2 separate regions of the Homo sapiens genome follow, and region 1 is linked to region 2. The links are chromatin loops, found by intact Hi-C in ENCODE. Cell type or tissue: B cell. All regions are shown on one strand. Region 1 overlaps HLA-DPB1 (major histocompatibility complex, class II, DP beta 1). Region 2 overlaps HCG24 (HLA complex group 24).

What was found. Peaks named below come from ENCODE experiments on the same cell type or tissue, not always from the same donor. Only the 100,000 strongest peaks of a DNase experiment are listed, where the experiment ranks them.
Region 1: it touches region 2 in a loop (10-fold over the local background); 3 of 110 quality-filtered maps call a loop at or near these places.

What each region holds. Positions count from the first base shown.
Region 1 is chr6:33,079,788-33,087,787 of GRCh38, forward strand. HLA-DPB1 (major histocompatibility complex, class II, DP beta 1) reads left to right here. Exons shown (of 6, transcript NM_002121.6): 2 at 885-1,148; 3 at 5,163-5,444; 4 at 5,992-6,102; 5 at 6,432-6,455; 6 at 6,752-8,000. The coding sequence ends at 6,451. It also overlaps a transcript of HLA-DPA1 not described here and the pseudogene RPL32P1. Among named protein-coding and RNA genes, the nearest start is that of HLA-DPB1, 7.8 kb to the left of the region's middle. In B cell, CTCF peaks have their summits at 3,124 (motif pointing left) and 3,324; DNase peaks (open chromatin) are centred at 554, 1,234, 1,374, 3,094 and 1 weaker place; H3K4me3 peaks cover 2,744 bases; H3K27ac peaks cover 5,145 bases.
Region 2 is chr6:33,144,595-33,152,594 of GRCh38, forward strand. HCG24 (HLA complex group 24) reads left to right here. Exons shown (of 3, transcript NR_138084.1): 2 at 260-352; 3 at 2,621-4,221. Among named protein-coding and RNA genes, the nearest start is that of HCG24, 5.3 kb to the left of the region's middle. In B cell, CTCF peaks have their summits at 3,692 (motif pointing left) and 3,893; DNase peaks (open chromatin) are centred at 3,667 and 6,657.

The sequences.
Region 1 (8,000 bases), 65 kb before region 2:
GGAAAGAGTCACCCAGCCGGCCATCAGAGTCACCAACCCCAGTACCAGGGTGCACAGCTAAGAAAATGAGTAGAAAGTTCATGTCCACGTTTTGTGTGTAAATAAAACCATAAAAACTGCCAAAAAAAATTACATCAATGCCTCTAAACCCAAAGGACTCTACCCCCACAGGTCCCTGGTTGTTGTGGTGATTTTCATTGTGTAAAATACTTTCCACATCTTTTGACACCAAGTCTTTCTGCAGCCATGTTTGAAAATTAACTTTCAGGCTACAGAGTCTTTCTTATACCAAAGTTGAAGAAAGTTTTAAGAAATATATTTCTACATCTCCTACATGCAAAACAACAGGAGCAAGTTGAGGAATTCTCAAGAAACTGGTCGAGAAGAGAGAGCGCTTAGCTATGGAAAAGAGAAAGAAGGAAGGGAGGGCTTCCTGGAGGAGGTGGCATTTGAACCAGGACTGACATCAGGATGGAAATGTCAGTCAGGGAGTTAAGTAGGGGGAGCAGCTCCGCCCTCCACGTCCCCAGCTCCTCCCGCCCCTGTTTTTTCTCCCAGTGACCCCACGTGAAACGTCTCCGCCTCCTCCAGCCACCAGCAGAAGGGACTGCCTTCCCCTCAGTGCTCGCCCCTCCCTAGTGATCACTCAGTGCCCCTGAGCTCATTCTTTTCAGTAAATTCTCTCTCTGCGTGGTGAGAAAACAGGCCTGGAGAGGCTCTGCGACCCGCTTAGGACCACAGAACTCGGTACTAGGAAAACTCCTATTTTAAAATCCAGCCCTGGGTGGGAAGATTTGGGAAGAATCGTTAATATTGAGAGAGAGAGGGAGAAAGAGGATTAGATGAGAGTGGCGCCTCCGCTCATGTCCGCCCCCTCCCCGCAGAGAATTACCTTTTCCAGGGACGGCAGGAATGCTACGCGTTTAATGGGACACAGCGCTTCCTGGAGAGATACATCTACAACCGGGAGGAGTTCGCGCGCTTCGACAGCGACGTGGGGGAGTTCCGGGCGGTGACGGAGCTGGGGCGGCCTGCTGCGGAGTACTGGAACAGCCAGAAGGACATCCTGGAGGAGAAGCGGGCAGTGCCGGACAGGATGTGCAGACACAACTACGAGCTGGGCGGGCCCATGACCCTGCAGCGCCGAGGTGAGTGAGGGCTTTGGGCCGGCGGTCCCAGGGCAGCCCCGCGGGCCCGTGCCCAGGGCGCAGGAGCAGCCGGGTTGGCCTAAGGGACCTTAGTGCCGGGCGGAAAGGGGACTTTGGGTTGGGGATTCATGGGGGGAGCCCATCTGGAGCTTGTCAGGGGAGCGAGCGCGGGGACCTGGACTGGGCTGAGCATGGAGTGAGGAGGACGAGAGCAGAGAGACCCCCGGGACTTCATCAGGCCTGGCAGCTGACTGCATGTGGGGTGAAAAAAGGAAGCCACAGGACAGCGCACAAGGGTATGGTGTGGAGATGGAGGTGGAGATGGCACAGCAGGCCACACAGAGAAGAAACCTACAGGGAGGTAGCTGGGTTTGAGGTGCTTGAGGGGCAGATGGGTGGTCTGATGGGCAGGTAGACAGAAGGGTCTGCAGCCGGGGAGGAGACTGAGATACATGAGACCATCCAGGGAGAGGGGACCCAGGGGGAAGAGCAAAGGACCGGATCCTGGGAACTGGACAGTTGTGATTTGGCCAAGACAGAAAAGCCTGTGAAAGAGACCAAAAAAACCCAAGTGCAGTGTGAGGAGAGGCCCGCAGAGAAGAGTCTTGGAAGCTGAGGGGAGGTGACCTCAGCAGCACAGTGGACAGCGGTGCCAGTGACTTGGGAAGGTCAGAAAACAGAAGATGGAAAGTGGGTTTGGAAACCAGGGAGACCTGGGGAGAGCAGGTTGGCCGCAGCGGCAGGAGCTGGAATGGGAGGGGGTGCATGAGGCTGAGTGTGGCGCATCCTCCTCGGGGCTGAGATGGATTTTACTTGTCTTGGGTTCCCCACGGCTGTCACAGGGCAGTGTCTCAGTTCATTCGTCTTTTTCCTTCAGGAAGTCTGGGTGTAAAGGGATGGAGAGAGGTGAGGTGTGTGCAGTAAGAGGATTTCTCAAGGATGGGACAGGAAGGCCTTGGAGCTTTGGCTTCCTCCTGTGAACTTGTGGGGTGGGGAGCCTGGTGCACCAACCTGAGGGACTTGAGGGAGTAGTATCAGGATGTGGGATTGAGCCCTGGACCTTTTTTCTAGAAAGAGGAAAAAAATGAAGGGAGGAGGAGGAGGAAGCTGGGGAGATCACACCTTTGATTTTCTTGTTCCTGGAAAGTGAAAGGAAGTTCACCTGCTATGAGTGAGAAGGTGGACACACTGGGTGGGGATGAGGTGAGTGACATGAGCTTAGGAAAGTTGCTGAGGTAATTGGTTGAGAGAGGTGTTCAAATAAAAATAACGCAATTGGCAAAAACTGTTACTAAGACTTTGTAGAGGCACCAATCAGTGACATGGCAGCATTTTCTTTCACAGTAATCAACTGCCAGATTGCAGACAGCCCTGATGCCAGCCTAAGGAGTGTGGGTTTCTCCTCCAGGCCCGCAGGTCCCCAACCTCACTCCTCTGAAGACTCTTCTGGAGATCCTCTGTGATGCACAGATCTCCAGACTCAGTGCCCCCAGACTCAGATTCCCTGGGTGGGGAGGTCTGGGGATCTCTGCTTGTAATCAGCTCCCTAGAGGTTCCCATGTAGCCAGATAAGTATTGTCAGAACACTGAAGATTTTTGAAAAATGAAAAAGAGAAGGTTGGAGATGTGTCTTCAGAAGACTACTAAGGGTGCTGGCTAGAGGAGGGACCAGAGGCAGGGAGATGAGGTAGGAAACTGCTATTATTTGTCAGGGAAATTGCAATCAAGGCATGAGTTAGAACAGGGAAAACACAGAGGCAAGGGAGAGGTGGAAGGGGGAGGAAAGAAGTAGTGACAATTCCAGGGTGGATGTCCACCCAAATCTAGAAGTAATTGAGCAAATGTTTTCTGGGCATTAGAGAAGGCAACTAGAACAAACAGGAATCCTTGCCTTGGTGAAATGTATTTGAACTGGGTCAGAAATGAGGCCATTGGGTATCAGGCCTTAACTCCAGCGCACCCTGGAGGTCACTGATGTGGCTCCAGGCTGACCTGCTCCTGTCAAAGAATATTGAGCAAGATGCCTCTCGTGGAATGTTCTGGGACCTTAAAACAGATACCCAAGTATTCCCCCTGATTTCATGGTTCCCAGAAGCTCTATGGGGAAGAAATTGTAGGTAATTCACAACTGAGATTTAGACATAAGTTGAATAGTGTAATGGACATTGAGTTAACCGAGGTAATGAAGTAGTGAGACACAGGTGCCCCTGAAATAAACTCACATTGAGGGAAGAGGCTGACAATGTGGATCAGTCTGAAAACAAGGCAAAAATACAATAGGGAGTAAGGGTTGTGTGTCAGTTCAAGACTGTACTTTTACCTGGCCCAGCGCCATGTTAGGGTATTTGTGTTCTCCAGGAAGTAGAAAGGAAAGAACTGAGTGATTAGGGACCTAGAAGACTAATTTGAGACATTCCTCTTGATGAGCTGTTCTCTAGGGTAGTCCTCTGAAAGAGCTGTTCTCTAGTGGATCTCCCTGAATGAACTGTTCTCTAGGAGCACTTGACCCTTTTCTGTGTTTGTTTTTTGTTTTGTGTTTGTGTTTGTTTTTGAGACAGGTTCTCACTTTGTCTCCCAGGCTGGAGTGCTGTGGCACCATCATGGCTCACTGCAGCCTCAACCTCCTGGGCTCAAGTGATCCTCCTGCCTCAGCCTCCCATGTAGCTAGAACTACAGATACACGTACCACCATGTCTGGCTAATTTATTTTTCTTTTTAGAGATGGGTTCTCACTATGTTGCCCAGGCCGGTCTCAAAACCCTGGGCTCAAGTGATCCTCATGCCTCAACCTCCCAAAGTGCTAAGATTATAGGCATGACCACCATGCCTGGCCTTTTCTGCTTTCTGAGGAGGAAAAAGGTACTGGTGGCAGAGATCCAAAAGAAAAGTTGCCAGTGGCAGTGTGGAAATTCACCTGAGAACAACAGGACAAGCTGGGGCACAAATGCAAAGATGCAGAGGGAGGCAACACCTGGTCATCTGTGAGACCTTCATGGGACCTGAAGACGCAGCACAGAGGAGGAACTTGAAAAAGGACGGGATTTCTACTACTCAAGCATGTAGGAGCTCAGGATATTCTGTAAATATGAAGATTTTGAGTTTTTGTAGGTGAGGTAAAAAAATACATAGGTTTTTTACAGAATAAGACATGTAAAGCTCTCTTCATTTTCTTTGTATTTTCATGAAGTTATTAGATTCACAGGCCACCATAATGCCATTGTCTGTATATCTTAATTTCAAGATATTATTTGAGTAAATTTTGCTTCCTTTGTATCAAGATAGAACTTTGAAAAGGTAGGTAATTTCACAGTTGATCAAATATTCTTTGCCCAAATTACTTTTGGTTAAAATTTCTCCTAAATGTGCTACAGAGTGCAAACTCTGTCTCCCTGCCATTCCGCTATATACTTACTAACTATTATTTTATTCAAGATCATGCATGCTCTACTTGAAGGTCTATTTCTATCTTTTCAATGCTACCCTTACCCACTAGCCTAATCACATTATTCCTATTTTCAACATCTAGGAATCAATTACATAGTGAACATGCCTAAGAAATAATAATCTGGGCAGATGCAGTGGCTCAGGCCCGTAATCCCAGCCCTTTGAGAGGCCGAGCGGGTGGATCACTTGAGGTCAGGCGTTGGTCAAGTGCTCCTAGAGAACCAGGCTGACCAACATGGAGAAACCTTGTCTCTACTAATAATACAAAAATTAGCCAGGTGAAGTGGCAGGCACCTATAATCCCAGCTATTCGGGAGGCTGAGGAAGGAGAATTGGTTGAAGCCCGGAGGTGGAGGTTGCAGTGAGCCAATATTGCGCCACTGCATTCCAGACTTGGCAACAGAGTGACACTCCATCTCAACAAAAAGAAAGAATGAAAGAAAGAAAGAGCGAGATTATGTCTCAAAAAAAAGGAAGGAAGGAAGGAAGGAAGGAAGGAAGGAAGGAAGGAAGGAAGGAAAGAAGGACAATCTCAAATTCTATTTCATTATTTTTCTTCCACGCTCCTAGTCCAGCCTAGGGTGAATGTTTCCCCCTCCAAGAAGGGGCCCTTGCAGCACCACAACCTGCTTGTCTGCCACGTGACGGATTTCTACCCAGGCAGCATTCAAGTCCGATGGTTCCTGAATGGACAGGAGGAAACAGCTGGGGTCGTGTCCACCAACCTGATCCGTAATGGAGACTGGACCTTCCAGATCCTGGTGATGCTGGAAATGACCCCCCAGCAGGGAGATGTCTACACCTGCCAAGTGGAGCACACCAGCCTGGATAGTCCTGTCACCGTGGAGTGGAGTGAGTCTCTGATGACCCTCTAGACCCCACCTCTGAAGAGCAGGGGACTCTCTGGCTCTGGGGTCCACTCATCTTATCTTCTGCATCTATACCCTGGGGCCATGTCCAAACCCCATCTTTCTTCTATACCAGCTCCTGAGCATAGTTTGAAGCCAGGGAAATGGAGACTTCCTGACCTTGGCTTAGGGGTTCCTGAAGATTCATAGTTCTCCCCCTTGTCAGAGAATCTAGGGACACTGACTGGTCTCGAAACCCTCACACTTAGGAACTGACCTCACACATAGGAACAGTTCTCTTCCTTCAGCATTTTAGCCTCTTCTCAGGCATTTTGAGAGGCAACTTCCAGAATCAGCATTTGCCACCTTGTTGAGGTCACACCCCTGTTCCAGATATGAGGGTGGCTCTTTCTGAATTTCCTCTTAGCAAGCTTTTTCCGCTGCACTGTCCTCATCCCGATATGCTGCATCAGGCTCCAGAATCTCAGACAGGACATGAGTAGGGATGCAGCTGGTGGAGGTGACACTAAACCTGGGTCTGTCCTTCCCAGAGGCACAGTCTGATTCTGCCCGGAGTAAGACATTGACGGGAGCTGGGGGCTTCGTGCTGGGGCTCATCATCTGTGGAGTGGGCATCTTCATGCACAGGAGGAGCAAGAAAGGTGAGAAAGCCTGCAGGGTGAGCGGGACTTACCTTCCCCTGGCATATTCACACTTATTCCACGATGAGGGGTTTGACAGAAAAGAAATGTCAGAAAGCTCTAGAGGCCACTGATATCAGATAATCGGGGAACAAACATGACCTATAGCGAGAGAGGGATCCCAGGCTGGGATCTTAATGCAGCCAGATGCATGAGGTCCCAAGTACTCAGGCTCCTGCGGAGCGTCCATTGAGTGATGGGCAATGGAATTTGGTGGGATGGAAATGTTTCTCTAATTATCTGAGGTGGTTTCAATGGCTGATTATATAACCTTTCGTCTTTCATTTCAGTTCAACGAGGATCTGCATAAACAGGTAATATTCCTGCTTTGATTTCCTTGTGGGGTGGGTTGCAGGAGGATATGAGTCCTTTCTGTGCATTGTAACACTGAGGCTCCTCCAGGAAGGGAATCTCAGGCATGAACCCCTCTTTCAATGTCAGCCTTCAGGCAAGTGGGGAAAGAGCATTGCTTGGCTCCATTGCTGAAGGAAGCAGAGATCAACTCTGTTATTTATCAGCCTGAGACGCATCCTCTCACCATAATTTTTCTCTCCTGGACTTACAGGAAGGAGGCTGGCAACCTGGGATAACTTGTCTTTTACCCCCACAGGGTTCCTGAGCTCACTGAAAAGACTATTGTGCCTTAGGAAAAGCATTTGCTGTGTTTCGTTAGCATCTGGCTCCAGGACAGACCTTCAACTTCCAAATTGGATACTGCTGCCAAGAAGTTGCTCTGAAGTCAGTTTCTATCATTCTGCTCTTTGATTCAAAGCACTGTTTCTCTCACTGGGCCTCCAACCATGTTCCCTTCTTCTTAGCACCACAAATAATCAAAACCCAACATGACTGTTTGTTTTCCTTTAAAAATATGCACCAAATCATCTCTCATCACTTTTCTCTGAGGGTTTTAGTAGACAGTAGGAGTTAATAAAGAAGTTCATTTTGGTTTAAACATAGGAAAGAAGAGAACCATGAAAATGGGGATATGTTAACTATTGTATAATGGGGCCTGTTACACATGACACTCTTCTGAATTGACTGTATTTCAGTGAGCTGCCCCCAAATCAAGTTTAGTGCCCTCATCCATTTATGTCTCAGACCACTATTCTTAACTATTCAATGGTGAGCAGACTGCAAATCTGCCTGATAGGACCCATATTCCCACAGCACTAATTCAACATATACCTTACTGAGAGCATGTTTTATCATTACCATTAAGAAGTTAAATGAACATCAGAATTTAAAATCATAAATATAATCTAATACACTTTAACCATTTTCTTTGTGTGCCATCACAAATACTCCTTAACCAAATACGGCTTGGACTTTTGAATGCATCCAATAGACGTCATTTGTCGTCTAAGTCTGCATTCATCCACCAGCCTAGGCCTCCTGTCTTAATTTTCATACAGACAGAAATGACTCCCCACTGGGGAAAGAGCAAAGCAATACATGTAGCACTCTTTTTCAAACACTGGTCTTTTTTTTTTTCTTAACAATCCAACATTGTTATGTGTTTTGCGTCTCATATTGACACCTTTTGGTCAAGGTAGAGGACATGTTTGTTGTAAGCTTTCTTTTTCGTGTAGAGGATGGATTCTTCACTCCTGATACACACAATCAGTGCACAGCAGCTCTCTTATACATCCAGTTGATGCCTTCAGTCTCCCTGGCTTCTTACAAGCATCTTCTGGGCCTTGTGTGTCCCTGGGCACCTGTCCCTGGTCAATTCCCGAAAGCTACTGTGCTCCTCTTGCCCATCTCCCCTTGCAAATAATATCTTCCATCGGGGGACCGGCTTCCTCCAATTTCAGGAGAGGTGGGGCTGAAGGCACAGACTTGGGCGTCACTGGCACAGA
Region 2 (8,000 bases):
TAAATCACATGTTATTGTCTGCCTTTCATCCTGAGAGGAAGGAGATAATCACATGGCCATTTTATGCTTGAAGGATTTGGTGATCACTGGGTCCAATGAAGAGCCTCAGGATGAGTCAGTGTGGTTTTACCCAGGCATGGAGAAATTAACTTCTTGATGATGATCAAGTCTTCTTATTAAATAGGAGTGCAACTGATAGAGGATCTTCTTACATTTGCTTTATTTCATGGTGCTGCCCAAATTCATGCTGTACCCTCAGCAGCAAGGAGTGGGACCATTACTCCTGGCGTTCCCAGATGGAACAGACACCAAGCCTGGCTTTGCCACTGAACACAATACAGGACTGATAAAGGTCAGTTCTTAGGAATATGCTTCCCAAATGTAGAAATCAACATAAGATCCCAATTTTAAATAATAGGTATAATAGCATAATATATTATTTTATTTTATTTATTTAGAGATGGAGTCTCACTCTATCACCCAGGCTGAAATGCAATGGCATGATCTCAGCTTACTACAACCTCTGCCTCCAGGGTTCAGGCGATCCTCCCATCTCAGTCTCTAGAGTACCTGAGAGCTAATTTTTTGTTTTTGGTAGAGATGAGGTTTTACCATGTTGGCCAGGCTGGTCTTGGACTCCTGAGCTCAAGTAATCCACCCACCTCAGCCTCCCAAAATGCTGGGATTGCAGAAGTGAGCCACCATGCCCAGCCGCATAATACATTATCGTTCTCTTTATATATAATTTGTACTAAGTTATAGATACACACTTATTCCATAACTCTATGTTCACCAGATCACCTCTTGCAGGTTGTACAGTGAAAACACATCCTTAGTTTCAAAAGATGTGTGTATACCAGATTTTTCAGACATAGGCTTGGTTTTAGAATACAGTTTACTATGATTTTTGTAATTCATCTTAATTGATGTTTAATACCGAGAGAGAAGTCATATTGTCTCCAGTCATTTCATGTTATGATGTGCCACTAAGTCCAAATTTTATATAATAGTAATCAGGAGGCTGGGCACAGTGGCTCACGCCTGTAATCCCAGCACTTTGGGAGGCCAAGGCAGGCAGATCACCTGAGGTCGGGAGTTCAAGACCAGCCTGACCAATATGGTGAAATCCTGTCTCTACTAAAAATACAAAAATTAGCTGGGTGTGGTGGTGGGCGCCTGTAATCCCAACTACTTGGGAGGCTGAGGCAGGAGAATCGCTTGAACCCAGGAGGCGGAGGTTGCAGTGAGCTGAGACCACACCATTGCACTCCAGCCTGGGCAACAAGAGCAAAACTCCATCCCCCACTCCCAAAAAAAAAAAAAAAGTTATCAGGAAAACTTATAGTTGCTACAATATTATTAGATTAATACGAATTTTCAAAAATGGCAGAGCCTTAACCAAGCTTAAAGAGTTTTTCTTTCTTAACTGAACTTCTTGGATGTGACTACATGAAATTTTGATGAAATATGGTCATAAATTATGATGACAAGTTAGTTTTGGGGGATTTTATATATTACCAGATACCAATGCCAGAGGAAGAGCTATGTTAGGGGTCCTCAGAGCCACCCCAGGTGAGATGATGCCCTAGGAGGACTCACAGGGCTCATCATATGGTCCTACTCAGGGCTCTGATTCATTACAGTAAAAGGATGCAAAGCAAACTCAGCAGAGGGAAAGGCACACTGGGCAAAGCCTAAGAGAAACCAGGCTCAGGCTTCCAAGGATCCTGTCCCCCTGGAGCCACACAGGACACACTTAATTCCTCCCACAAGGAGCTGGGATGCCATGTGTAAAATATTGTCTACCAGGAAGTTCGTAACAGACCAGCACTAGGGCCTTTGGGGGCTTTGGGGGCCTTTGGGGGCCTTTGGGGGCTGAAGAAGTCAGACTTCTTCAGAGAAACAGAATTTATTGGATATATATAGGTAGATAGATGAGTGGGGATTTATGCTGGGGATTCACTCCCTCAACTATGGAGGCTGAGGAGTTCCACGTTAGGCCTTCTGCAAGCTGCTGAGACAGGGGAGCCTGTAGCATGGCTCAGTCCAAGTCTGAAGGGCTGAGAACCGGGGGAGCTGGTGGAGTAACTCTGAGTCCAAGACCAAAAACCTGGGGGGCTGCTGGTGCAAGTCCCTGAGTGTGAAGGCCAGAGAACCTGGAGATCTGATGTCCAAGGGGAGGAGAATATAGGACTCCCTACTCCAAAACAGAGAGAGAGTGAATTCACCTTTTTTCTGCCTTTTTGTTCTAGCCAGGCCTTCGGCCGACTGAATGATGCAGTGAGCTGAAATCACACCACTGCACTTCAGCCTGGGCAACAGAGTGAGACTCTGTCTCCAAAAAAAAGAAAAAGAAAGTCATATATTGGTACAGAAGATACTCTTAAATCCTACTTTTCTGGAAATATTGGTTATTATAGAAGATATAGGACTAAATTCATTTTAAAATTTTTATTTTGAAATTATTATTACAAATGTTTTATGAATCATATTAGCATATAGGCAAGTTTTGGAAAGCCAAAGTTACAAACCAGGGATTCAGATGAGTGTTCTGTGAAATTTTTAATTTTTGCAGAACACCATGAGAAATTACACATTTTCTATTCTATATTTCTTGTAGGAAATAGAGGCTGCCCATCTCTCAGTGCCACATATGAGAAAGGGAAGTTGTCATTTTATATATCCACTGTCAAGCATCTTGGTAAAACAGAAGAAAGCAGGCTGGGCCTGGTGGCTCATGCCTATAATCCCAGCACTTTGGGAGGCCAAGGAGGGCAGATAGCTTGACCAGCATGGGCAACATGGCAAAATCCTGTCTCTACAAAAAAATAAAAAAAAACAAAAAATAAATGTAGTCCCAGGTACTGAGGAAGCTGAGGCAGGAGGAACACTTGAGCCTGGGAGGTAAAGGCTTCAGTGAGCCGTGATAATGCCACTGCACTCCAGCCTAGACAACAGAGTGAGACCCTGTCTCAAGAAAAAGAAAAACAAGAGGGAGGCAATCTACTTTATACCCAGAGAATTTTACATGCAAGGAATTTGACTATGAATAAGCCTCCATTGCTTAAGAGAGACTTCACTATTTGGGATTTTAAGAAAGAAATACACAAACAAGCAAATCTCATCAGCAGAGGACTGAGAAACCAGTGTTTATAATACCCAGTGATTAATGTAATATTGTCTTCAGTCATCATTAAAAGGGACTTAGTTTAAAAGTCATTTCGATTGATCGCCAACTCAGAGTCCTCAACATTTCACCTTTTGCTTTATGAAAAGAACTAGTAGATTAATTTAGAGTTTGACAAGGAGAAGCAGGTCTCCCTTGATTTTCTGTTTGGCCAAGAATTTATCCTAACATGGTACCATCAGAATACTGTCAGAAAGCTGTGAGTCAACTCAGATTTCTCACCATTGAGTCAAGCCGTGAAGCCAGCTGTCTTGGGGGTAAGGATTTCCATACAGAAACACTGTAAGTAAATAATTTAGCACTTGTTTCCTATTCCTTTTTATTGGATAACTACAGAGAATTAAAACTGTGGGTTGTTTTGAATTCACAAAAGAAATGTTTTAAAGCTTTCGAGGAAAAAGCCAGATTATCCATTGCAAAGCATCGAAATTCAAAATCATGTTAAGGCTATAGAGAAATAGGATCCTATCCCCACCTAGTGGCCAACACTGAAATCTGGGCTTAGAACAGGAAACAAGGGAATTTGTCAACAATTTGGGAATACTCCAGCATTCTTTACAAAAAAAAGTTAGAGAAAAAGTTAAGCACACAAAAAACACAAGTCAAAATAAATACGACCAAATACATAGGTTTTGGCAGCACATAGATTTCTGTGGTTTTGCTATGCTTTTAGCAGCGGCTGTAAAAAGCATTGCACACTAAGCATTGCTAGATTGCCAAACAAACCTAATTACATTTTTTGTTTGGTTTTTTGTTTTTTTCAAAACCTCCTAACCTCTGTGACCTAATTATGTTTTTAATGAGTTGATTGTAAAAACTAACATCAGCGAATACAAAATTTCAGTTAGACAGGAGGAATAAATTCAAGATATGTACTGTACAACATGGTGACTCTAGTTAATAACAATGTACTGTGTACTTGAATATTGCTAAGTGAATAATTTTAAGTGTTCTCACCCAACACAAAAAATATGTAAGGTAATGCACATATTAATTAGCTTGATTTAGCCATTAAACAATGTGTGTGTGTGTGTATATATATATATATATATATATATATAAACATCATATTGTATACCATAAACAGATTCAATTTTTGTCAATTAAAGAATTAAATGAATACATATATTTTTGTTGCACAGATGTATGAGAGATTGATCAATAAAGATTCTAAAATATTTGTTAAAAGTTACAAACTGAGGGAAAGCCTTCGACATCGTATTTGCAAGAAAGAAAGTGTACATAGTTAGACAGTCCTAGTATCTGTAAAGTGGGTGTGATCATCGGAGAGCAATCCCTTGAGCAGTGCTGTCCTATACAATGTTCTGCTGTTAGGGAAATGTTCTGTATCTATCCAACCGAGCCGCCACTAGCCACAGGTGGCTCTTGAGCACTTAAAATGCTAGCAGCTGGTGAGACGAAGGGGCTGAAGTTCTCATTTAATTTCAAATTAAGGCAGAACCGCCTATAAGAGAAAGTGCTAAAGAATTGGAAAAATGAAAAAGAATTTGAGAACCCAGTGGGAATGGAGCTAACGTGTATGGTCATGGCTCATTAGATTTGGGGATATCGGAATCCCAACAGCACAATGGGCTCATTAGAAAATTAACAAGGTTACAAAACAGGTTAAAGGAAGTATCAAAAATAGTCCAATTTTAGCAGATACAGAAGCTGCAAATTTAGCAGTAGTTTTGGCAAACCCTCAATTCATGTAATTTAACAGTGCTAGGGACCAAACCGAAGGGGAATGCCAAGACAAAAAGCTTATAAACGTTAAGAGCTCATTTCTCTTAGAACATACAGAAACAGGGCACTTCCACACCTTCGATTCATTCTCCAAGCTTAAAGAGCTTTGCCCTAAAACCAGATCCTCTCATACGATGGGACAAACAGCCCCAATGTTCTTCCCTCCAGATCTGTTCCAACCTGTGTCTGGAGACACTCTGCACTCACGTTAAAACAGTTTAGACAAAGGACAATGTTTAGGAATTCCAGAAACTTTGGGATATAACATCAATGGCAACTTTTAATTAGGAAAACCCAATCTAATAAGAAGGGCTATTTTGAATACCAGGGTATGTGGAGGGGAAAGTATGAAGGTGGAAGGTTATGAAACATTAATGGGAGATACAGAGAACCAAGAAAGCTTCTATGGTGATTTCTCCTGCCCCTGGGCATGTTATCTGAACTTACGATTGCAACTGTGGGAGCTGGAAAAGCTCTTAAGAACCTCTAGAATTCCACTTCCCCACAAAACAACGTAATATGAAATAGTGACAAATCCCTAGGAGAATATGTAAAATAACAATTATGATAACATTGTTGGAGAAATCTGAGATAAAGAGTAGGACTCTTTAACAACTCATTTTGGCCAGTCAAAAGGGAGGTGGAGCTTGGAAGTGAATTGTGAATTACACCGATATTAAGAAAAGCAGCTAATTCTGAAGTAGTATTAAGTGGCAGTGACTATTCTAATCACTTTAAATATTTAACTCAATTATGAAAAAAATGTGATTAGCACTGTACATGATATTATTTCCTTAGTAGAAGATCTTGCTAAATCAACCCTTGATTAGCATTCATGCATCAATCTGGCTGATGTATCCTTTTCAATCCCAATAAATTATATTCACCAACAGTCTGCCTTCACTTGGCAGCCCCAACCTTTACTAAGTTGCCAGAGTAAATTCTCCCACCTCCGAGGTACAATCCATTGAGCAAAATTTAAACAGCCTAAATCCAATTCAAGAATTAACATTGTTTTATTATCCTAATGACACATTAACCAGGAGTGACTTGAAAAAAGCTGTGTCCATGAGGAAACTTTTTGGGGTAATAGAAATATTATCTTCATTGTAGTAGTAGTTACACAATGAATATGTTTGTCAAACTCATAAACAACTGTACAGCTATGGTTTCACTGTATTTAAATTATATCTCAGTAAACCTGATTTTATTTATTTATTTATTTGTTTATTTATTTATTTATTTATTTATTTTTGAGATGGAGTCTCACTCTGTTACCCAGGCTGGAGTGCAGTGGCGCAATCTTAGCTCACTGCAACCTCCCCCTCCCAGGTTCAAGCAATTCTCCTGCCTTAGCCCCAAGTAGCTGGGATTATAGATGCGCACCACCATATCCAGCTAATTTTTGTATTTTTAGTAGAGACGGGGTTTCACCATGCTGGCCAGGCTGGTCTCAAACTCCTGACCTCAGAAGATCCGCCCACCTCAGCCTCCCAAAGTGCTGGGATTACAAGTGTGAGCCACTGTGCCTGGCCTGAACCTGGTTTTTTTTAAAGCAACTGCATCAAAAACCTCTGTCTTCCATTATTAATTTTATGAGTTAAAAGAAACAGACTATAAAAGAGCACAAATTTTGGTAAAATTTTGGGGAGAAAAATTCTGCCCAAGACCAGGTAAAAGCCTTTGTGCTTGAAAGCCCCCAACTTGAAAAAGAGGAACAGAAATTAATTGGCGTGTTTGAATTATGAAGACTGCATATCCCACATCTGTATTAAACTTGGGTCTCTTCATTGAATTATGTGGGTCCTTAAAAGAGCCTCAGAGCTGTGCTGTCTAATATGGTAGCACTAGCTAGCTACCTGTGGCCATTTAAATTAAATAAAATTAAAATTGAATTTCAAATTGAGTTTCTTAGTGCACTAGCCATGTTTCAAGTGCTCAATAGCCACATGTGAATAGTGGCCACCACATTAAATTGCATAAATGTAGAACATTTCCATCATCACAGAAAGTGCTCACAGACTTAGAGGCCAAACTGTCTTAGAGGCCAAACAGGTATATAGACCACTGGAGTTTAATGACTTAAGTATTGAATACAAAATTAGGTGGCATATGTCTCTGAAAATTCAATTGGCTGATATTTCTAACCATTAAAACCATCTTGAGATGGCCAGGTGCAGTGGCTAATGCCTGTAATCCCAGCATTTTGGGATGCTGAGGCGGGTGGATCACCTGAGGTCAGGAATTCGAGACCAGCCTGGCCAACGTGGCAAAACCCTGTCTCTACTAAAAACACAAAAAAATTAGCTGGGCATGTATCTGGGGAACCCACCCCTAATATTTCAATGCAGGTTCTTTCTATTTTCCCTAAGTGTCGGCCAGTCTGAGAAATAAAGAGAAAGAGTACAAAGAGAGGAATTTTACAGCTGGGCCGCCAGGAGTGACATCACATATCAGTAGGTCCATGATGTCCACCTGAGCCACAAAACCAGCAGCTTTTTATTAAGGACTTCAAAAGGGGAGGGGGTGTACAAACAGGGAGTAGGTCACAAAGATCACATGCTTCAAAGGGCAATAAAGATCACAAGGCAAAAGGCAAAGCAAAGATCACAAGGCAAAGGGCAAAATTAGAATTACTGATGAGGGTCTATGTTCAGCTGTGCACATATTGTCTTGATAAACATCTTAAACAATAGAAAACAGGGTTCGAGAGCAGAGAACCGGTCTGACCTCAAATTCACCAGGGTGGGGTTTTTCCCCACCCTAGTGAGCCTGAGGGTACTGCAGGAGACCAGGGCGTATTTCAGTCCTTATCTCAACCGCATAAGACAGACACTCCCAGAGCGGCTGTTTATAGACCTCCCCCCCAGGAATGCAATTATTCTCCCAGAGTATTAATTATCAATATTCCTTGCTAGGAAAAGAATTTAGCGATATCTCTCCTACTTGCACGTCTGTTTATAGGCTCTCTGCAAGAAGAAAAATATGGCTCTTTTAGCCCAACCCCACAGGCAGTCAGACCTTATGGTTGTCTTTCCTTGTTCCCTAAAATCGCTGTTATTCTGTT